2 separate regions of the Homo sapiens genome follow, and region 2 is linked to region 1. The links are chromatin loops, found by intact Hi-C in ENCODE. Cell type or tissue: endothelial cell of umbilical vein. All regions are shown on one strand. Each heading gives the region's core, and the rest is flanking DNA. Links, peaks and the distances in the headings are about the cores only.

Region 1 (11,035 bases), core at 1,557-9,556:
GGTTCAAGTGATTCTCCTGCTTCAGCCTCCCAAGTAGCTGAGATTACATCACCACCATGCTTGGCAAATTTTTGTATTTTTAGTAGAGATGGGGTTTTGCCATGCTGGCCTGGCTGGTCTCGAACACCTGACCTCAGGTGATCTGCCCGCCTCGGCCTCCCAAAGTGCTGGGATTACAGAAGTGAGCCACCACGTCTGGCCAAAACTCTGCATTTTAAAAATTTTTTTATTTTCGAGACAGTCTCGCTCTTGTTGCCCAGACTGCAGGGCAGTGGCACGATCTCGGCTCACTGCAACCTCTGCCTCCTGGGTTCATGCGATTCTCCTGCCTCAGCCTCCTGAGTAGCTGGGACTACAGGTGCTCACCATGGCTGGCTAATTCTTGTGTTTTCAGTAGAGACGGGGTTTTGCCATGTTGGCCAGGCTGGTCTCAAATTCCTGACCTCAGGTGATCTGCCTGCCTTGGCCTCCCAAAGTGCTGTGATTACAGGCGTGAGCCACCGCGTCTGGCCCAGAAATCTACATTTTTTTTTTTTTTCACATGGAGTCTTGCTCTGTCATCCAGGCTGGAGTGCAGTGGCGTGATCTCGGCTCACTGTAAGCTCTGCCTCCTGGGTTCACGCCAATTCTCCTGCCTCAGCCTCCCGAGTAGCTGGGACTACAGGCACCTGCCACCACGCCTGGCTGATTTTTTCTATTTTTAGTAGAGACAGGGTTTCACCATGTTAGCCAGGATGGTCTCGATCTCCTACCTCGTGATCTGCCCGCCTCAGCCTCCCAAAGTGCTGAGATTACAGGCGTGAGCCACTGCGCCCGGCCCGAAATCTACATTTTTTAACAAGCAGTCTAATACACTGCTTTAACACAGACAGTCTGAGAACCACACTTTGGGAATACCACCCAAGCCCCAGTAAATTCTCCTGGAGGGTGAAAATAATGAGCTGTTCTTTTCCCTAGGTGACAAGCTAACAATGCTGATGACTATACGTCACACTACAGCACACTTAACCAGGGAGGACTAAAACACATATGCCTACTATATAAAATCAATGCAGCTGGGCACGGTGGGTCATGCCTCTAATCCCAGCACTTTGGGAGGCCGAGGCGGGCGGATCACAAGTTCAATAGATTGAGACTACCCTGGCCAACATGGTGAAACCCCATCTCTACTAAAAATACAAAAATTAGCTGGGTGTGGTGGCGCGCACCTATAGTCCCAGCTACTCAGGAGGCTGAGGCAGGAGACTCGCTTGAGCCCGGGAGACGGAGGTTGCAGTGAACCAAGATCACGCCACTGCACTCCAGCCTGGCGACAGAGCAAGACTCTGTCTCAAAAAACAAACAAACAAACAAACAAAATGCATAACTTCCCCCATGCAATCCCTCCACACATATACACATTTATTGTGGCTTGACCAAGACAAAAGAACGCACTGACCACCAGTCCCTGTGTGCTTCTTAGCCTCCATGCTTGTTAGCCTGAGTGTTCTGTATGTCCAACCTCCAGAGTGAATTCTAATAGTAATTCTATCCCAAATTTTCCTGCTAAGTGGTGACTGAGAAGGCATACTCCTAATGTGATTTACTCAGACTTATGTTCTGTCAGGGTGGCTCTTTCTGGGGTCAAATAATTTGAGAAGCCCTGTTCTAAAGTAGGTTCATATAGCAGATTATTTAAAGCAATATTTATACAGATTATACAGCAACATGAAAAAAATGCTTGGGTGGAAAAGCTACTCTAATTATAATGCTGTAAAAATATGCATATTAAAAAACAGGAAGAGATACTAGTAATTATGTAAGGATGGTGAAGCCATAGGTTGTCTTCCTCTTTTTGTTTCCCAAACCTCATACAATGCAGTTATATTGCATTTGTTAACAAAAACAACAAAAAAAAGGCCAGGCGCGGTGGCTCACGCCTCTAATCCCAGCACTTTGGGAGGCTGAGGTGGGCAGATCACCTGAGGTCAGAAGTTCGAGACCAGCCTGACCAACATGGAGAAACCCTGTCTCTACTACAAACACAAAATTAGCCAGGCATGGTGGTGCATGCCTATAATCCCAGCTACTTGGGAGGCTGAGGCAGGAGAATCACTTGAACCCGGGAGGCAGAAGTTGTGGTGAGCTGAGACCGCACCATTGCACTCCAGCCTAGGCAACAAGAGCGAAACTGCGCCCTGTCCCTGTCCCTGTCCCTCTCCCTCTCCCCACGGTCTCCGTCTCCCTCTCTCCACGGTCTCCCTCTGATGCCGAGCTGAAGCTGGACGGTACTGCTGCCTGATTCTCCTGCCTCAGCCTGCGGACTGCCTGCGATTGCAGGCGCGCGCCGCCACACCTGACTGGTTTTCGTATTTTTTTGGTGGAGACGGGGTTTCGCTGTGTTGGCTGGGCTGGTCTCCAGCTCCTAACCGCTAGTGATCCGCCAGCCTCGGCATCCTGAGGTGCCGGGATTGCAGACGGAGTCTCGTTCACTCCGTGCTCAATGGTGCCCAGGCTGGAGTGCAGTGGCGTGATCTCGGCTCGCTACAACCTTCACCTCCCAGCAGCCTGCCTTGGCCTCCCAAAGTGCCGAGATTGCAGCCTCTGCCCGGCCGCCACCCCATCTGGGAAGTGAGGAGCGTCTCTGCCCAGCCGCCCATCGTCTGGGATGTGAGGAGCCCCTCTGCCTGGCTGCCCAGTCTGGAAAGTGAGGAGCGTCTCTGCCCGGCCGCCATCCCATCTAGGAAGTGAGGAGCGCCTCTTCCCGGCCGCCATCCCATCTGGGAAGTGAGGAGCGTCTCTGCCCGGCCGCCCATCGTCTGAGATGTGGGGAGCACCTCTGCCCTGCCGCCCCGTCTGGGATGTGAGGAGCGTCTCTGCCCGGCCGCCCCGTCTGAGAGGTGAGGAGACCCTCTGCCTGGCAACCACCCCGTCTGAGAAGTGAGGAGCCCCTCCGCCCGGCAACCGCCCCGTCTGAGAAGTGAGGAGCCCCTCCGCCCAGCAGCCGCGCCGTCTGAGAAGTGAGAAGCCCCTCCGCCCAGCAGCCACCCCGTCTGGGAAGTGAGGAGCGTCTCTGCCCAGCAGCCACCTCGTCCGGCAGGGAGGTGGGAGGGTCAGCCCCCCGCCCGGCCAGCCGCCCCATCCGGGAGGGAGGTGGGGGGGTCAGCCCCCCACCCGGCCAGCCTCCCCGTCCGGGAGGGAGGTGGGGGGGTCAGCCCCCCGCCCGGCCAGCCGCCCCGTCCGGGAGGTGAGGGGCGCCTCTGCCCGGCTGCCCCTACTGGGAAGTGAGGATCCCCTCTGCCCGGCCACCACCCTGTCTGGGAGGTGTACCCAACAGCTCATTGAGAACGGGCCATGATGACAATGGAGGTTTTGTGGAATAGAAAGGGGGGAAGGGTGGGGAAAAGATTGAGAAATCGGATGGTTGCCGTGTCTGTGTAGAAAGAGGTAGACGTGGGAGACTTTTCATTTTGTTCTGTACTAAGAAAAATTCTTCTGCCTTGGGATCCTGTTGATCTGTGACCTTACCCCCAACCCTGTGCTATCTGAAACATGTGCTGTATCCACTCAGGGTTGAATGAATTAAGGGCAGTGCAAGATGTGCTTTGTTAAACAGATGCTTGAAGGCAGCATGCTCCTTAAGAGTCATCACCACTCCCTAATCTCAAGTACCCAGGGACACAAACACTGCGGAAGGCCGCAGGGTCCTCTGCCTAGGAAAACCAGAGACCTTTGTTCACTTGTTTATCTGCTGACCTTCCCTCCACTATTGTCCTGTGACCCTGCCAAATCCCCCTCTGTGAGAAACACCCAAGAATGATCAATTAAAAAAAATAAAAATAAAATTAAAATTAAAAAAAAAAAAGAGCAAAACTCCATCTCAAAAAATAAAAAATAAAAAATAACAGGCCAAGCAGTGGTTGGGTGTGGTGGCTTATGCCTGTAATCCCAGTACTTTGGGAGGCTGGGGCTGGAGAATCACTTGAGGCCAGAAGCTTGAGACTAGCCTAGTCAACATAGTGAGATTCCATCTCTACCAAAAAATTTTAAAAATAATTAGCTGGTCATAGTGGTACATGACTATAGTCCCAGCTACTTGGGAGGCTGAGGTGGGAAGATCTCTTGAGCCCAGAAGTTTGAGTCTACAAAAACAAAATAAACAAAAAAACAAACAGTGAGGCTAAGCAGGACCGTGTCTTTCTCCAGTGTTTTCTTGTGTGGCCTGGTGATGGGTGATATTTTCTTCCACCAAGCCACAGTCTAGGCGGTAGAACCACAGCCTCAAAACAGTAAGTGTTCCCCGAGTGCCTGAAACAGCCTGTCTGGAACATACCACAGTGTCCAAGGCTTGAGGCCGCCACTTGCTCTTGGGCTTAGATCTGACCTCTACCACAGTTGCCATGGGATCCTAGAAAGCCAGGAAAGAAAAGACCATGTTAACCTGTTAGTGCATCATCTCCATCCTTCCTATGGATAGCCCATGCCAATCCTTCTAGATCACACTGACCACCGCCAGCTAAGCCCGCAGTGACAGCCTAGAAGAGTGCCCCACTTAATGTCGCTTGTAGCTGACAGTATGGTAGACACCATCACTACTTTCCCACTCAAACCAAGATTGTGAAGGGCAATTTCACAAGCCTTAAGGTGCTTCCACCAGAGCCTATGAAATCCAACAGCCTATGCATCACCTGAGTACAGTTTTCTATGTACACGTGCACAGTGCTCTTTCTGTTGTTGTTTTCTTTAAAATACAGAGATGGGGTCTTGCTATGTTGCCCAGGCTGGCCCAGAAGTCCTGGGCTCAAGCAATACTCCCATAAGCCACCATGCTTGGCCCAGTGCTCCTTTAAAAAAAAAATTCAGGATAATACAGTTAGAAATAGGAGAAATTGCTGGGCACAGTGGCTCACGCCTGTAATCCCACCACTTTGGGAGGCCGAGGCGGGCGGATTACAAGGTCGAGAGCTAGACCATCCTGGCCAACATGGTGAAAATCCATCTCTACTAAAAATACAAAAATTAGCTGGGCGTGGTGGTGCACGCCTGTAGTTCCAGCTACTGGGGAGGCTGAGGCAGGAGAATCGCTTGAACCCGGGAGGTAGAGGTTGCAGTGAGCTGAGATCGTGCCATTGCACTCCAGCCTGGCAAATGAGCTAGACTTTGTCTCGGGGGAGAAAAAAAAAAGAAATAGGAGAAATTGTACAAGTTGGAGACCTTTAATCTTAAAACCAGCTTCATAGTTTACATCACCCACCACGTAGTCCCGCACCACATCCGAGTGAAGGAGAAACAGGGCAGGTCTTTTTATTACTTACTTTTATATTTTATTATTATTTGATTTTTTTTTTGAGGCAGTATCTCGTTCTGTCACTCAGGCTGAAGTGCAGTGGCATAATCATGGCTCACTGCAGCCTCAATCTGCTGGGCTCAAGCGATTCTCCCACCTCAGCCTCCCAAGTAGATGGAACTATATGCAGGTACCACCACGCCCAGCTAATTTTTCTTTTTTAGAAAGATGGGGTTTCACTATGAAACCCAGGCTGGTGGTCTTTTTATTTAACAAATAATTGTACAGTGTCACAGAGACTCCCAGTGGTCCAGGGTCAAAGGGTGGAGTGAGAGAGAGATGGAGAAGGCAGCATGGTCTGCAGAAGGGGCAGGGACACACTAGGACTCTGCCATGTACAGCTCTCACGTGTCTGTGGGTTAAGTCTCTTCACTTTCTTTAGCTTCCTCATCTGGAAAATGTGGATGCTATCACTGCCTTCAGAGGCATTATTAGGATTAAACAAAACAACACATAACGAAGTGTACCTGGTCCATAGCGGGTGCTGCACAGTTATCACATCCCTTTGCCTAATTAGTAACAAATCTGCCAGTGGGCTACAGCCAAGAAGCACACCATGAATTAAGCCTAGAGAGCTCGGAATTTTACTTAAGCATGACTCTGTGCAGCCCCTGGGTTAAACCAGGCTGTTATGTGCTAATAGGAAGTGGCATCAGAAAGTAAACAATCAGCCCAAGGGCCAGGAAACATTAGGGTGGGTCCCAACTCTGCCACCAACTGGCCTATGACCCGGGCCAGTCTTGCTCCCTTCTATGACACATGCGTGTCCCACCCACCCCGCCAGCCCTTTCCCTAATCTCTCCAGCCTCTGCTCAAGTGTTACCCCTCCCCTCACTGTCCCTCCGGCCTTTCTCTATCCCTTTACCTTGCTTTATTTTCTTCCTAGCTTTTATCACTATATAAAATTAGCCCACTAATTTGTGACTTTCACTTCTCTAGATGTCCTCATGTGACCAATAAAGAGGGGGCTGAGCCAAATGCTGTTCATTCTCTCCTAGCTCTATAAGTCAATGACCTGGACTGGTCTAGATAATCCTTGCTAATTTCTGGTGATAGTATATGCCCCAAGAGGGGATTTCAACTATACGTTTCCCAAAATTTCTGATTTTATCTAAAAATAATGTAGATACTTCCCTTTTCCTTTTAGTGCTGTTCTCATGGGGTTCGTCTTATTGGTTCCCAAAAAGTGATCCCCTGAGATGCAAACTTAAAGCTAAAGTCCAATGGGAGAATGAGACAGATCACCTCTGCCGACAGTGGGAGTGGTTTGGGAGGTGTGCAGAATGTTTCCTAGATCATTAGGGGTTCTTACCTCCACACACAACTGATAGAGAACTAGGCAAGCCGTGTGGTTAAAGAGTCGATGCCTTTTCCAGTTGAATTCTACGATACCATCTTTGTGGTCATGAGTTACTATATTAAGGAGAGACAAACAGAAAGGCTGTGTCTCAGAGACATGTCATGATATGACAGATAGAAAAAGGTTTATTGTGGTGAAAGTCAAACGAATATCAAATAGGGAGGAGTTTCTGGATAACAAAGGGAACTTTAAGTGGATTGTAATGGGCCAGGGAGGATGACAGCAAGACTAAAATAAATCACATCTTTATTAGTGCTATTAATGCTCACAGTCCCCCTCCTTAACCTTGAGCCCATAGGTCCCAGGCCATAACACCCACTCCAGGCCCTACCTTTAATTCTGTGGAAGATTTCTGGTACAAAAGCCTGAATGGCTTTGAACCGCTCCACCACAAAGCCCAGTGTGGGGAACTGGCAGCTGCCGTAACTGATGAGCTGCTCTGCCAGCACCTCAGGAAAAATCCTCTGAAGCCGCAGGGTCTGGAACCTAGTAAAGGCAGCTCCTGGAGAGTGAAGGAGAGTGAAGGAAGGTGAAAATGATGGATAATGAGAGTCCAGGGCTGGCTGCACATATCGACACAGAGCCCATTTTTGGTCCCATAACACAACATTAATGTGGCCATGGGAGAGGTCTGCCTAGCTCCTCACCAATCCTCAGGTCCAGCTCCTGCCTCACATCCACAGCATCGCTCACCCTCTGATCAGGCTCGGTCAGGTTTTCACAAGCTGTCCTGACGGCATGGGGTGTGATCTCAGAGAATCGGGCTCGCAACACCTGCAGATTGGGCTTTACTGCAGAACACAAGGTGTTACCAAGGTCAAAGTCAAATCACACTGCCCTCCATCATAAAGGACTCACTTTTCTTAAAGCCCCTTGAAATAAAGGCAAACCAGTTCAAGAAGCTGTGAGATGACCAATTTACCTATTAGGTTAAATCAATGGTGTACAGTGTCTAAAGAGGAAACATCACCATAACCTTTAAACTGAGTGTACTGTCAGAAATAGTGATGGAGTTAATTTTAGCTAGTAACTGTGGGGAAAAGAGAGATCAGATCGTTACTGTGTCTAGTAGAAAAAGGAAGACATAAAGAAACTCCATTTTGATCTGTACTAAGAAAAATTGTTCTGCTTTGAGATGCTGTTAATAATCTGTGACTTGTCCCAACCCTGTGCTCACAAAAACATGTGCTGTATTGACTCAAGGTTTAAAGGATTTAGGCCTGTGCAGGATGTGCTTTGTTAAAAATGTGTTTGCAGGCAGTACGCTTTGTGAAAGTCATCGCCATTCTCCACTCTCTATTAACCAGAGACACAATGCACTGTGGAAGGCCGCAGGGACCCCTGCCCAAGAAAGCCTGGGTATTGTCAAGGTTTCCCCCGACTGAGACAGCCTGAGATATGGCCTCGTGGGAAGGGAAAGACTTACAGCCCCCCAGCCCGACACTCGTAAAGGGTCAGTGCTGAGGAGGATTAGTGAAAGAGTAAGGCCTCTATGCGGTTGAGATAAGAAGGCATCTGTCTCCTGCACGTCTCTGGGAATGGAATGACTCGGTGTACAACCGACCATATATTCTATTCTGAGATAGGAGAAAACCACCTTATGGCTGGAGGCGAGACATCACGGCGGCAATACTGCTCTGTTACTCTTTACTGCACTGAGATGTTTATGTAAAGGTAAACATAAATCTAGCCTACGTGCACATCCAGGCACAGCACCTTCCCTTAAACTTATTTATGACACAGTCTTTTGTTTGTTTTCCTGCTGACCCTCTCCCCACCAACACCCTATAGTCACACTGCATTCCCCTCCCTGAGATAGTAAAGATAGTGATTGATAAATACTGAGGAACTGAGACCAGCACTGGTGTAGGTCTTCACTTGCTGAGCGCCGGTCCCCTGGGCCCACTTTTCTTCCCCTTTACTTTGTGTGTGTCTTCTTTCTTTTCTCAGTCTCTCGTCTCCACCTTGTGAGAAATACCCACAGGTGTGGAGGGGCAGGCCCCCTCCAATAACTAAAATACTAAAATGCTCTTGGTGAACATTTTTTTTTTGGAGACAGTCTCACTCTGTCACCCAGGCTGGAGTGCAGTGGTGCAATCTCGGCTCACTGCAACCTCTGCTTCCTGGGTTCAAGCAATTCTCCTGCCTTGGTCTCCTGAGTAGCTGGGACTACAGGCGCCCGCCACCACACCTGGCTAATTTTTGTATTTTTAGTAGAGACAGGGTTTCACCATGTTGACCAGGCTGGTCTTGAACACCTGACCTCAGGAGATCCACCTGCCTCAGCCTCCCAAAGTGCTGGGATTACAGGCATGAGCCACCGTGCCTGGCTGCCTTTTGCAACTTTAATCTTACTTGCTCTCTCAGGCCTTTTGAGAAAAGAAAAATATTGTCAATTAAAGGGTTCTGTAGGGGAATTTCATGTCCCTTCAGCAAAGAATATAGGACATATACACACTGTCCTTGAAAGTTAATGCACTTAAATTTCCAGGAGTCATTACAGCTTTGAACACAAAACCACTAAAGGAAAGTAGCAACCCCACCCTCTGAGCCAGAGAATGGCCTGTTCATCACTCCCTCTAAGTTACCCAAAACCATTAACACTGTTAGAGCCTTTAAATCCACTGCAACAATTATTTATTAATAGTCGAGCATTGTATAATATGAGAGATTAAAAAAGAAAACAGAACATTTTATAATTATTTTTTGTACTTTACTTGTGGTATATTCATTCTTTTATACATATTCAATATGTAATTTTATTTTTCTATTTTTGCTTCCATTAACCAAATACTAAAAGAATTCAATATATAACAACAACAACAACAACAAAAAGAATATAAAGTCCCTGTTCTCAAGGAGCCGGGTATCTGCTTGTATGCTTGTACCTAACAAGAAATGAGTCCTGGGCTAAATGGTTTACACCACTCATTAACTCATCTAATCTCTGTGGCAGTCCCAGGAAACATGTCAGATTGGCCTGATGTTAGAGACAAGGAAGTTGAGGCTCCCAATGGCTCAGTGATTTGCTCCAGGACACATGGCTGGTGGGACTCACAGACTGGGAGGGAGAGTACCTGCAGAGGACCTCATCCGTGGCCCATGTGCACATATAAACAAGAACACTCTATTTATGGAGTTCCAAAGTAGAGAAAGTCAGCAGCAGCAGCAGCACTTACCAGCCTTACACACGTGGATAATCTCAAACCCGATGTTTTCGCCTTCTCTATCACAGTCAGTCCAGATCACCAGAGCCTGGCACTGGCGAGTCTCTCGTTCCAAAGTTTTCTTAAGTTCGCAGTGGAATAAGAGTGGTGAGAACAGAATTGCACAACAGTGACTTGACATCTCTAAGCTAAGGGGATCTGACTGAAGGTTAATGCTGCTCTTGGAGTGTGACAACTTGGCAAGGGAAAGAGAACAGAGAAAACTGCTCTCATTGGTGCTAATCATGATACAACCCCTTAGAACCATAAACGAGTTTCTAGAATAGAGGGTTTAATATAACTTCCCCAATATGACAAAACCTGAAATTCAGCTCTAACACACACACACGCGCGCGCGCGCGCGCGCACGCACACTTCGAGAGGTTCTGATTATGACCTAGTTAAAAAAAACGAAGCCGGCTGGGCGTGGTGGCTCACGCCTGTAATCCCAGCACTTTGGGAGGCCGAGGTGGGTGGATCACGAGGTCAGGAGATCGAGACCATCCTGGTTAACACGGTGAAACCCTGTCTCTACTAAAAATACAAAAAATTAGCCGGGCATGGTGGCAGGCACCTGTAGTCCCAGCTACTCGGGAAGCTGAGGCAGGAGAATGGCATGAACCCGGGAGGCGCAGCTTGCAGTGAGTCGAGATCGCACCACTGCAGTCCAGCCTGGGTGACAGAGCAAGACTCCATCTCAAAACAAAACAAAACAAAACAAAACAAAATGAATCCCAATTGAATTTCATCCAAAGTTTTATCAGTTCTCAATAAATTAACTGGCCAGGCTCGGTGGCTCACACCTGTAATCCCAAAACTTTAGGAGGCTGAGGCGGGTGGATCACGTGAGGTCAGGAGTTCGAGACCAGCCTGGCCAACATGGTGAAACCCCATCTCTGTTAAAAATGCACAAATTAGCCGGGTGTGGTGGCAGGCGCCTGTAATCTCAGCTACTTGAGAGGCTAAGGCAAGAGAATCGCTTGAACCTGGAGGCAGAGGTTGCAGTGAGCTGAGATTGCACCATCATACTCCAGCCTGGGGGACAAGAGCGAGACTTCGTCTCAAAAAATAAATAAATAAATAAATAAAAATTAAAAATAAATTAACTATACATGCCCTGACTGCTTGACAACTGGCAATTTA
Region 2 (10,753 bases), core at 1,427-9,426, 52 kb before region 1:
CACCTAGATGTGGGGCCCATAGATCTGCCCAGCGCATTTGCTGCCTCATGTTCCCAGGCACCTGACTGTAGGCCATAGCCTCACCCTGCACAGGACATGGACACCTCCCAGCTCTTTGTCTGGTGCCTCTCCCTGGCCTCAGTGGGGCATATGTGGCCTGGCGCTTGGATACCCATCTGGAGACTCAGCAAGCCCATCTCAGGTGGTCACTGAAGGGCCATGCCTGCCCTGCAGAGGAGACAGTGGCAGCACCTGTGTGGTCTGGCCGCTGTGGCAATCCATCTGCCCTTTTGCCCTCCCTCACCTTCTGCTGATACCTCTTCTCTCCCTCTTCCAGGAAGGCCAGAACTATCCCGACCTCCACCTGCCCTGCTCGGAGCTGGAGTGCTGGATCCCTGGCACCTGCCTGGCCCCTTAACATAGAACCACGCCTGCTAACCTGTAGGCTCCACTGGGACCTGCTGTCCTGTCCCGCCTGACCCTGGGCCCTGGAGCAGCACCAGCCCCAGGGTGTGGGCCTGGGACCTGGGCCAGAACTGAGCCCTCCTGCAGGCATTTGGCTGCCCTGGGGGCCCACTGCCTAGGGAAGAGGACAGGTGGGGCCCAGCACCTGTGCCACCTCCCCCCCTCCACACACCATCCTTCCCCCTCACTTTGCAGAGTATTTTTCCTTTTTTTTTTTTTTCTTAAAGACGGAGTCTTGCTCTGTCGCCCAGGCTGGAGTGCAGTGGCCCCATCTCTGCTCACTGCAAGCCCCGCCTTCTGGGTTCCCGCCATTCTTCTGCCTCAGCCTCCCAAGTAGCTGGGACTACAGGCGCCCACCACCACGCCCAGCTAATTTTTTCTGTATTTTTAGTAGAGATGGGGTTTCACCATGTTAGCCAGGATGGTCTCGATCTCCTGACCTCGTGATCCACCCACCTCAGCCTCCCAAAGTGCTGGGATTACAGGCGTGAGCCACCATGCCCAGCCCTGCAAAGAGTATTTTTCTAGCGCCTGGGCTGGACAGTTGTTTCTAAAACTAAACTATTTTGGTACCTGCTTCTGGGCCAGTCCCCAGCCTGTCATGAGTGTGTGTGTGCGGGCATGGATGTGACTGGGAGCTCTGCTGGGCACCCACATCTGGGGCCTAGTCAGGTGTGTGTGTCCGGCGGGGGGGGGGGGCAGGGGGGGGGGTCAAGATGAGTTTCCCTGTAGATTGTACCTTGGGGTTTTTTTCTGTCGTTTTGTTAAAATTAGCGCCATTTTAATATTAAAAATACTGATTTTTAATATTGAAAATAAAAGCATTTAATATCTCTTAAAGGGCATCCACATCTGCTTTATCCCTAGCGGAAGAGTGAGGGGGCTTCACACGTGCACTCACACTGTGGAGAGAGTTGGATTTCCCAGACCCCTGAGGGCACCTGTCAGGGTCATCCCCATTGGTGCTGCTTGAGGCTACTGGGGACTGTGGCACTGGACGTGGCTGGAGCAGGTGGTGTCACCTGAGTACATTCTTTGCTAGCAGACAGTGGATGAGGCCCCTTCCTCTTCCTCACCAAGCCTGGGGCTGTGCCAGCCTGTCTTAGGCCAGGGCCTTGCAGAAGGCGCTCCAGGCGTGGAAGCAGCGGGTAAAGGCGTGCTGCTCATTGCCCTTGCGGACCAGGCGCAGCCGGCGCGGCCGCTCATGTTCCTTGGACCGCATGTGCTGGATATATACCTGGCAAGGGGACAGCGAGCCTTGGGTGATGACCCTGCCCTGCCCACAGGCCCACCTCGGCCCTCCCTCCACCCAGATTACCTGGCAGGCCTTCAGGCTCAGCTTGATCTCCACCTGGCTAGTCTGGGTCCCCACCCACATGTAGACCTGTGGGGGCAGCAGGGGAGATACGGTTGCATGGGTGCCTGGGAACAGCCCCTTGCTCCTGGCCCGAGAATTCCCATTTGTAAGTAAGTCTATGGGCGCCTCCTTGGATGGGCAGGGCTAGTGGCAACATCACACCTCTTGGCCATTGTCTAGCAACATGATGTCATCATCTGCCAGGTCATCTTGGCAAAAGTCGGAGCATTTCTCAGTCACTGCAAAGTAGCCCTTCTCGTTGGAGCACCTGGGAATCAAGGGTCAAGGTGAGGCCAGAGGTCATAAGCAGCAGTGCCAGGACTGAGGGGAGGGTCAGGGCCCTGGCCTCACCGGAAGAGACGTGTGTGTTTCATGTACTCGGCATCGTCATCATAGGGCTTCTGTGCCCCAATGCCCACCCAGAAGAAGTTCTCAGGCTCCTCACCTTCGTTGATAACCTGCGGGAAAGGCCAGTCCAGCCCAGGGCCCCTGCCTGCCCTGGCTCCTCTGTGTGTGCCCGCCTGCCCGCCCGCCTCCTGACCTGCTTGCTGTAGGAGGTGTCAAACATGGTGTTCAGGATGTCTTCTGCCAACTTGGCTTCGTCAGGGTCTGATGCCCGGCCCACCCAGGCATACACGATGCCCTGGTTGTCCTCACTCTCAAAGGGAACCTGGGGAGTGTGCAGGGGTGGGGGTGTTCGCAGCTGACTCAGCCCCCAAACACCCCACCCCTTGGTCCACGGAGTCCTGGCTCACACCCACAACCCCACCTTGAGGATGAAGCAGAACTCGGAGTTGAGGAGGCTGGAGTCGGTGTTGATCTGGATGCACCTGTGGAAGGGATGGGGCATCAGCAAGGATTCAGGCCTGGCTCCCTGACGCTTGCTCGCCACTGCGTCCTCCCCCAGCCAGGCACCGGGTGCAGAGGGCGCTGCCGTTGGTGCGGATCTGGTAGAGGCTGGGCTGTTGGGCGCCCTGGACCGCCTTCCTCTTGCCCCGGTGGATGATGAACTTCCTCTTGAAATGGGACAGGAACTTGGGGTTCTCCTGCTGCTGCGTCATGCGTACCACCTGGGGATGTGGAAGTGTTAGGGGCAGCTCCCTGGACCCCCACCTGCCCCTCGGGAGCCTAACCTTCGCTGGGTCTGAGCCCCACCACACCCCTCCGCCTGGCCTCGGGCTCGCGGGGCTGCCAGGCACACCTCCAGCTTCCCAGGGAAGAGGCTCTCGAACTTCTTTTGCAGGCTGAAGGTGAAGGTGAGCCAGCCCATATTGGAGGCTTCACGGCCCTGCCAGAAGTACACGATGCACTGGAAGTCCTCCTCTGGCTGCTTCTCCTCTGCCTCAGCGGTTGCTTCCTCGCCTTCTTTGCCCTCGGCCTTCTCCTCCTTGTCTTCCTTCTTTTCCTCCTCCTCGTACTCCACAGGCACCCAGTACCTGCCGGGTTGGAAGGTTGTGAGCAGGGGCTCGAGCCCCCAGCACCAGGGGAGGGACTTGGGGAAGGGAGTGCTGAGGTGGTACCTGCAGAGGAAGACGTAGCAGTCCTGCGTGTAGAAGTGGCCAAACTCCTCTTCCGGCAGCCGCGCAAACTTCTTGCCCTCCAGCACGAAACCCTCCATGCCGTCTAGGTCTTCGTTCCACTCCTCCATCAGCTGCTCCGCCTGCAGGTGAGAGGGACCCGCCCCGCGGCAGGTCTGAGCGCGCTCTGCGCATAGGCCCCGCCCTCGGCCTGCCCCCCACCCCCCCCCCCGCGCCCCGGTCCCGGCCCTGCCCCCACCTCGGCCAGCGACATGGGCGGCTGCCGCGGCAGGAAAAGCGCAGTGAGGTCAGCCTTCATCTGGTCTTTCTTCTCGGCGTCGCGTTTCACCTTCCCGGAGAGACCCGGGCTCTGCAGCACGGCCTCCGCATTGCGTGTGTAGTCCACCGTCAACACATCGTCCCAATTCTTGAACTTGGCCTTGAACACCTGCCAGGGAGGCCATCAACTAACCATGAGGGGTGCGGCATGATTAGAGTTGGAGGAAGTAGCCCGAGGCTTGAGGCGGGACCCAAGGGAGATCTAGGGCGGGGCTTGGGAGGCGGGGCCTCGGACACGGAGGTAGGAATAGGAGGGGCAGCTTGCAGAGGGGGCGGGGCCTGGGCAGAGTCAGCAAAGAGGAGGTGGGTTTGGGCCCAGCTCTGTAGGGAGGTAGTGAAGCCACAGGGGTCAGGGCATGTCAGGGTGCGAAGGATCCTGGGGAGGGGCCTCCGAAGCTGCAAGCGCACCTGCGCCTCGGTGCCCTCGAGGCTGCGGCTGACCGTGGCATGGCGTGGCCGGTGCAGCATCCCGCACAGCTCCTGACCCAGCTTGAGGGCGGCAGCGCGCACCAGGCGCGGGGACTTGCGGCCGAGCCAGATGAACACGTCGGACCAACAGTCCAGAATGTACACGCAGCGCGTGTCCAGCAGACTCTGCAGCTGCGGACCGGGAGTCTGGAGGTCAAAGCCCAGCCAACGGGGAGGGATCTGGCCCCACGCCCTCCTCCTGCATCTCTTACCAGCCGCATTCTTGGCATCAGCTCCACCTTGGGACGCTGCTTATGTTCCACGGAGAGCTTGTAGTTGATCTGTGGCAGCTCCAGGTAGCCCAAGCCCAGGCCCACCTGGCAGGAAGGATGAGCATGGCAGGGAAGGGATCTGGAGACAGGAACCTCACCCACACAGCCCTCTGCTCTGGAACCAGCCCTGCCCTGCAGCGTGGCTCACTGACTGCTTCTGTTTCCCCCTCCCCTTCAAGGTCTTTTTAGGGATATCCTTTCAGAAGGGCTTTTAAATGGAGTTTTCCCTGCCTGCCCTCTCCAGGCCCTTCATGCCATTTCTAATTAACGTGTCCCTTTCCTGTTCACAAGAATCTAGATAATTGAGCCAAGGTTCCCAGCCCTGGCACTAGGTGCTTCTGTCTCCCCTACGGCCCCACCATCCTGGAAAGACTCCGTGAGGCTACTTCTCAAAAGCAGCCTCCAGACCTTTGCTCATACTGTTCCTTGTCCAGAAGGTGGCACCCTCTCCCCACCAAAGTCGAGATGGAGCCCAAAGCCAACTACATCGGTGTGTAGTCCATTCCCCCAGTCGGTGGGTGAACTTGGGAGGCCAAGGTGGGCCTCAGCAGCAGGGCTCACCTTGTACAGCTTGGGCTGCGGCGGCCAGAAGTCTTCAGGCACGTGCTTCTTGATCTCAGAGGGCTCCCCACCCAGTGCCTCCCAGAACTCTGGGAGCTCCTGGCCCTGCACCAGCAGTGTGATCTCAGCCTTCCCTTTCCGCTCATTCTTGTTAATTTTCTCTGCAAAGAGCCTGAGAGCAGGATGCAAAGTCATCAGCGAGGCTCACACCCCTTTCCTTCACACAAAAGACCCCACGGTGTCCTTGTACCTGGCCTTGGTGGTGCTGCTCAGTGTGGCCTGGGCCCCCCGCCATACGTAGATGTCTAGCCCTCGGTCCAGCAGGAAAACAAACCTGGACAAGAAGGGGCAGGAAGGAGCTGTGATGGTGCATGGGGCAATGGTCACCCCATGCTCCTGACCCCACCAAAAAAAATCCCTCACTATGGGGTTTCTGGGTAAGCCCCAGGGACCCCCCGCCAAGCTCGTGGGCAGGAATTGCTAGAGGGCCTCCTCTTCTAAGAGGCCCACACCTGCCCCCACTGGTGGGGAGGAGGCTGAGGATGAAGCACCCCCACCTCACATTGTTGGGGCTCACCTTGGGTCCAGAGAGGTCCCCTTGAGGGGCACAGGCTCCAACTTGATGTTCTTTTTCCCATACACACGATACATCCTGGGCGCAGGGCAAGAGTGGCTCAGTGTAGGCACCAAGGGCCTAACTTAGCCCCAACACCCTCCCCTCCACCCCTTGCCAGCAGACTCCAGGTCCATACCCCCCACTGCCCACACACCCTCACCTGGTGACATAGTGTGTGTCTTCCACAGTGTAGAAGCCACTGGCTGTTCCACCCTCAATGTAGGAGATGTCGTTGTCAAACACCTGTGTGTGTGAGGGTGTGGTTCTTCATCACTGAGCTGCCCCCTCCCCCACCAACCACTGCCCCTCAGGTGGGGGTACAGAGTTGCATACAGGTGAATTGAGTGCTACAAATCTATGATGCCTGTAATCCCAGCACTTCAGGAGTCTGAGGTGGGTGGATCACCTGAGGTCAGGAGTTGGAGACCAGCCTGACCAACATGGAGAAACCCTGTCTCTACTAAAAATACATAAATTAGCCAGGCGTGGTGGTGCATGCCTGTAATCCCAGCTACTCGGGAGGCTGAGGCAGGAGAATTGTTTGAACCTGGGAGGCGGAGGTTGCAGTGAGCTGAGATTGTGCCATTGTACTCCAGCCTGGGCAACAACAGCAAAACTCTGTCTTAAAACAAACAAACAAACAAACAAACAACAACAAAAAAAACAGATCTGGCTGGGCACGGTGGCTCATGCCTGTAATCTTAGTACTTTGGGAGGCCAAGGCGGGTGGATCACCTAAGGTCAGGAGTTCGAGACCAGCCTGGCCAACATGGCAAAACCCCATCACTACTAAAAAAATACAAAAATTAGCTAGGCGTGGTAGCACATGCCTGTAATCCCAGCTACTTGGGAGGCTGAGGCAGGAGAATCGCTTGAACCCTGGGGGCGGAGGTTGCAGTGAGCCAAGATTGTGCCACTGCACTCCAGCCTGGGCAACAAAGCGAGAGTCTGTCTAAAATAAAACATACACATCTGTGTCTATAAACATACACACGTCGGGGTGTTGGGATGTATGAAAAATATGGACACGTTCACCCACGTTTGTAAAGATGCCAGCAGCATGTTTAGATGCACGCATATCAGGGTACACAAGCAAGTGGGTTCATGGAAGAGTGGAAACCTGGGTGAATGTGGGTAAAAAAAACTCGGGGCGGGTGGGGTGTGTGCATAAACTCCACGTGTGTGTACATGCGAACATATGTCTAGGTGTAACCAGCTGGCGGCTAACACTGCTCAGTAATTTATTCAAGACTGGACTCTGGTCCCGCCCTTGGCCCCACCTCCTTGGCATCCAGGTGTGTCCTTGCCTCCTAATAACAGGTTTTGGCCCTGCCTTCTCACTGCTCTTGGCAACACCCCTTCCACCCTACTCTCAGCTCCCCTGTGTCAGCCCACTGGTCTAGCTCCCATGCCCAGCCTGTACCCTTATCCTTGCCCGGCTGAATTCTGCCCCGCGTTCCAGAACTCTCCTTTGCTGACCCAGGCTTTGGCCACCTTAGACCTCACCCTGCGGTCTGCCTTAGGTCCCGCACAGTATCGTTGATCCACCCCCTTTAACCCCAGCTCCCTGCCTGCCCACCTGTTCTGCCTACCTGCCTTGGGCCCACTGCCCCTGCACCAGAGTTCCCTGGGAACCCCACTCTGCCCACCCCCAATTTTAACGGGCTGGCACCTGCAGGAACTCCTCGCTCTCATCGCCCATCTCCTCCCGGACAGTGCGGCACTCAGCACCCAGGTAGTTGCGCAAGTTGACAGCGTGGATGGCAGAGCAAGCTTTCTTGTCGAGTGTGGCCTCCCCGCCAATCCAGTAGTAGATCTCCCAGTTGAGGGAGCCGCTGTCATCCAGAAAGGTCTGGAAGCCAAGGCACCGGCCACATCAGCTTTCATCCTGGTCTTCCGGCCACCCCGGAGACGCCACTCTGAACAGCACAGGCTTCCCAGCCCCAGGGGCTTTGTACTGCCCCTGTGCCTGGACCACCTCCTGCAGCCTGCCCACCTCCCACCTGGCCTCCCTGAACAAAACTCTGGAGTTGGGGACTGAGCCATCTTAGAGGAAGGTACTGGGCCACATGGCCCCTAACAGCATGCCCAGCCCTCACCTTGAGCACAATGTAGCAGTCAGCCTCGTAGAACTTGCCGTGGAAGGCTTCCTCCACCAGCACAGGCACGAAGTTCTCTATCTGCCAGATGGTCAGTCCGGGCAGCTGGCCCACGTCCTCCGTGAAGAACTCGGAGTAGTCAAGGCGGGGCTTCTCCAGGCCCTGGTCCCAACGCCGCACCTTCCCGCTGGGGGCCCGGGCATCTGCGCTCTCCTGGGGGCAGAGTCACAGAGCACGGCTTGACTCTGTGAAGCCACTCAGGCCAGTCTTTACTTGCTACCCACACCTCAGGGCCTTTGCACAGCTGTTCTTTCTGCCCAGCACCCCCCGTCCCTCTTGGCCAGGGTCAAGGCCAGGGTCGGCCTTCAGCAGAAGCTAAGGCTCCCTGCCTTGTCCCAACCCTGGCCTGGCTCACCTCCTGCTTTTTGTTCTTCTCCTGGGCAACATCTGACATGCCCTTCAGCACCTGCTTGGCCTGGTCATCCTGGGCTGAATCCTTGCGCCTCCGCAGTCGCATCTTGCGAGCCATAGGGTCCTTGGGCCCACTCCCTGCTTAGGGGAGGGGCAAACAGCTGAGCCCTCACTGGGCCTGCTGCCCCCTTGGGCATGCGACCAACCAGGGGCCAACTCCACCCACCAGGGTCCAGAAAGCTGTATGCCACCCAATTTACAGATGTGTCATTTGAGGCCTGGAGAGGAGCCCCCGTTCCCAGGCCAGACCTTTCCCCACTCACCAGCTGCAGCTGCAGCCACGGTAGCAGGAGAGGCACCCGCTAGCCGCAGCTGGTTCTGCAGCGAGAAGTCGATGTTGTACCACTCAGCGGCACGGTCTGCGGGCTTGGGCGGCATGACCAGGTTGGGGTTCTCCCGCACATCCAGGACCTGCCCCATAGGGTGAGCAGAGCCGGCACTGAGCCTGGGTCCTACCTCCCAGACACACCAATCCAGTTTCTTGCTCTTGTCTGCAGCCGCCAGGGCTGAGAGGTCAGGGAACTGGGTTCTCCTCCCACCCACCTCTGGGGCTGGCTGGGGGCTTAAATGAGACTGTGGAATGTACTCTGGATGCAGGGAGGTGGGGCCCACCTTCTCCCCACGGGCACCCTGGCACTGGCCACCTCCCTCAGGAGGCCTCTGCTGGGTCCCCCTTGCTCCAGGGCACACCCCTTGCTTGTCTCTCTTGAGCCCTCTCAAACCCAGCATGCCTGACCTCGATCTCCGTCAGGAAATGGATGGCTTCTGGGAGGGTCACCAGGTGGTTCTTGTTCAGGACAAGTTTCCTCAGCTTTGGGCACCTGTGAAGACAGGGCCAGCCAGGGCCTCAGGCAGGTGACAGACAAGGGGAAGTGGGCAAGAAAACCCCTAGTCCTGGGGAGGGGAGGCAGGTAGGGTCAGAGGAACTGGCGGGGGTCTCCATTCTCTGCCTGAAGGACTTCTCAGAGCCAAGAGACCATGTTACGGGCACTGTGATCTCCAGAAGGGGAGAGAAGCAACACTGCGTTCCCACGTCATGTGGCCTTGTCCCTAACAGTGCCCCCCGAAGGGTGCTCTCAGGGGCTCAAGTTGGGAATGGCTGGCATGGGACTGTGGTCTTCATCCACAAAGGTGAGTTAACTGGGCCGGGCGTGGTGGCTCACACCTGTAATCCCAGCACTTTGGGAGGCTGATCATTTGAGGACAGGCATTCAAGACCAGCCTGGCCAACATGGTGAGACCCCATCTCTACTAAAAATACAAAAAGAGCCGGGCGTGGTAGCGCACGCCTATAATCCCAGCTACTCAGGAGGCTGAGGCAGGAGATTCGCTTGAACCTGGGAGACAGAGGCTGCAGTCAGCCGAGATTGCACCACTACATTCCAGCCCAGGCGACAGAGCGAGACTCTGTCTCAAAAACAAAAAAGAAAAGAAAAGAAAAGAAAAGGTGAATTAACCCATCTTCATTTTGTCTGACTTGCACAGACCACAAGGTGGGCTCTGACTACGATCCCGGGGTTCTCTGTGCTGCAAGTGCCTCTGCTAGCCCCAGCCCTGCCCAGCACCTGCAGAGACTTTCAGGGACCAGCTCCAGGTTGTTGTTGGCAGCCATGAACTCTTCCAGGTTGGTGAGCTTGCCAATGCCTGAGGGCAGCCCGTCAAAGTCCAGCTTGTTGGAATTCAGGTACAGCTTCTTCAGCTTGCTCAGCTTGCAAATGGCTGACTGGAGGGGGAACGGGCAGGGGTGGGAGGTCAGGGCCAGGCTCACGGCCTTCCTCCCATCCCCCTACTGAGGGCCTCAGACGCACGGGCAGTGAGGTGAGCTGATTTCGGGACAGGTTCAGAGTTTCCACGTGCACCCACTGGTCTATGCACAGGGACAGCTCCGTGATCTGGTTGCTGCTGAGGTTGAGGCGGCGCAGGCTGGGGAGGGTGTACAGACACTCGGGCACCCGTGTCAGGTCATTGCAGGACAGATCCACGTCTGGGGTGCAGGGTGGGGTGCATCAGCTGGGGCCCATACACCAGGTGCCAGGGCAGCCAGCCCTAGTGTGAACCCCAGCTCTGCCACCTCTGAGCTGTGTGGCTTAGGCAAGTGACAACTGCTGTGCGCCCAAGTTTCTCCATTTGGACAAACTCCCTCACATGGGGGTTGCGGGGGAGTTTTCTAGGCATAAAGTCAGTGTTAAGGCATCATCATAATCGCAAAAGTCACTGTAACATAACTCCAGCCTTTTCCCTCTGGGTATTGGTCCGAAGAGCAGGGTTCAACCCCTTCCACCCAAGGAAGCAAGAGGGCCCAGAGGGGGCCCGAGCTCAGAGGGGCTCCTGGGGCTGCCTGACCTGCGAGGTTGCTCAGACCCTCCAGGCTGGTGGGCAGGTTGCTCTGGGTGCGCTGGGTGCTCCGCAGGTGCAGGGTCTGCAGGGCCGTCATCGCTGGGAGCTGCCTGCCAGGGTGACGTGAGTGGTCAGGGCCAGGGCCCACCTAGGGAGTGTTAAGGGTGGGGCTTGGCAGGGCAGGACCAAAAGCACAGGGCCCAGAGGGTAGGTGTGAGGTCACATCTGGTTGAAGGGACAAGCCCAAGGGT

What was found. A loop is a pair of places that touch in the nucleus more often than their neighbours do. Peaks named below come from ENCODE experiments on the same cell type or tissue, not always from the same donor. Only the 100,000 strongest peaks of a DNase experiment are listed, where the experiment ranks them.
Region 2: it touches region 1 in a loop (2.4-fold over the local background); 22 of 110 quality-filtered maps call a loop at or near these places.

The regions. Positions count from the first base shown.
Region 1 is chr17:18,295,247-18,306,281 of GRCh38, forward strand. It overlaps TOP3A (DNA topoisomerase III alpha), which reads right to left. Exons shown (of 19, transcript NM_004618.5): 5 at 9,866-9,974; 6 at 7,334-7,477; 7 at 7,018-7,188; 8 at 6,639-6,739; 9 at 4,313-4,387. Among named protein-coding and RNA genes, the nearest start is that of TOP3A, 14 kb to the right of the region's middle. RefSeq lists an enhancer at 1,910-2,608. In endothelial cell of umbilical vein, for the core only: no CTCF peak of the experiment used is centred there; a DNase peak (open chromatin) is centred at 5,995; H3K27ac peaks cover 1,276 bases.
Region 2 is chr17:18,243,571-18,254,323 of GRCh38, forward strand. FLII (FLII actin remodeling protein) reads right to left here. Exons shown (of 30, transcript NM_002018.4): 7 at 10,509-10,612; 8 at 9,974-10,149; 9 at 9,731-9,888; 10 at 8,902-8,986; 11 at 8,429-8,576; 12 at 8,110-8,246; 13 at 7,695-7,907; 14 at 7,268-7,447; 15 at 5,756-5,838; 16 at 5,557-5,631; 17 at 5,230-5,313; 18 at 4,980-5,151; 19 at 4,359-4,463; 20 at 4,087-4,278; 10 more. The coding sequence ends at 1,568. It overlaps LLGL1 (LLGL scribble cell polarity complex component 1), which reads left to right. Exons shown (of 23, transcript NM_004140.4): 23 at 338-1,305. Among named protein-coding and RNA genes, the nearest start is that of FLII, 9.8 kb to the right of the region's middle. RefSeq lists enhancers at 3,435-3,986, 4,537-5,086, 5,066-5,135. In endothelial cell of umbilical vein, for the core only: a CTCF peak has its summit at 4,841 (motif pointing right); DNase peaks (open chromatin) are centred at 3,801 and 5,071; H3K27ac peaks cover 1,508 bases.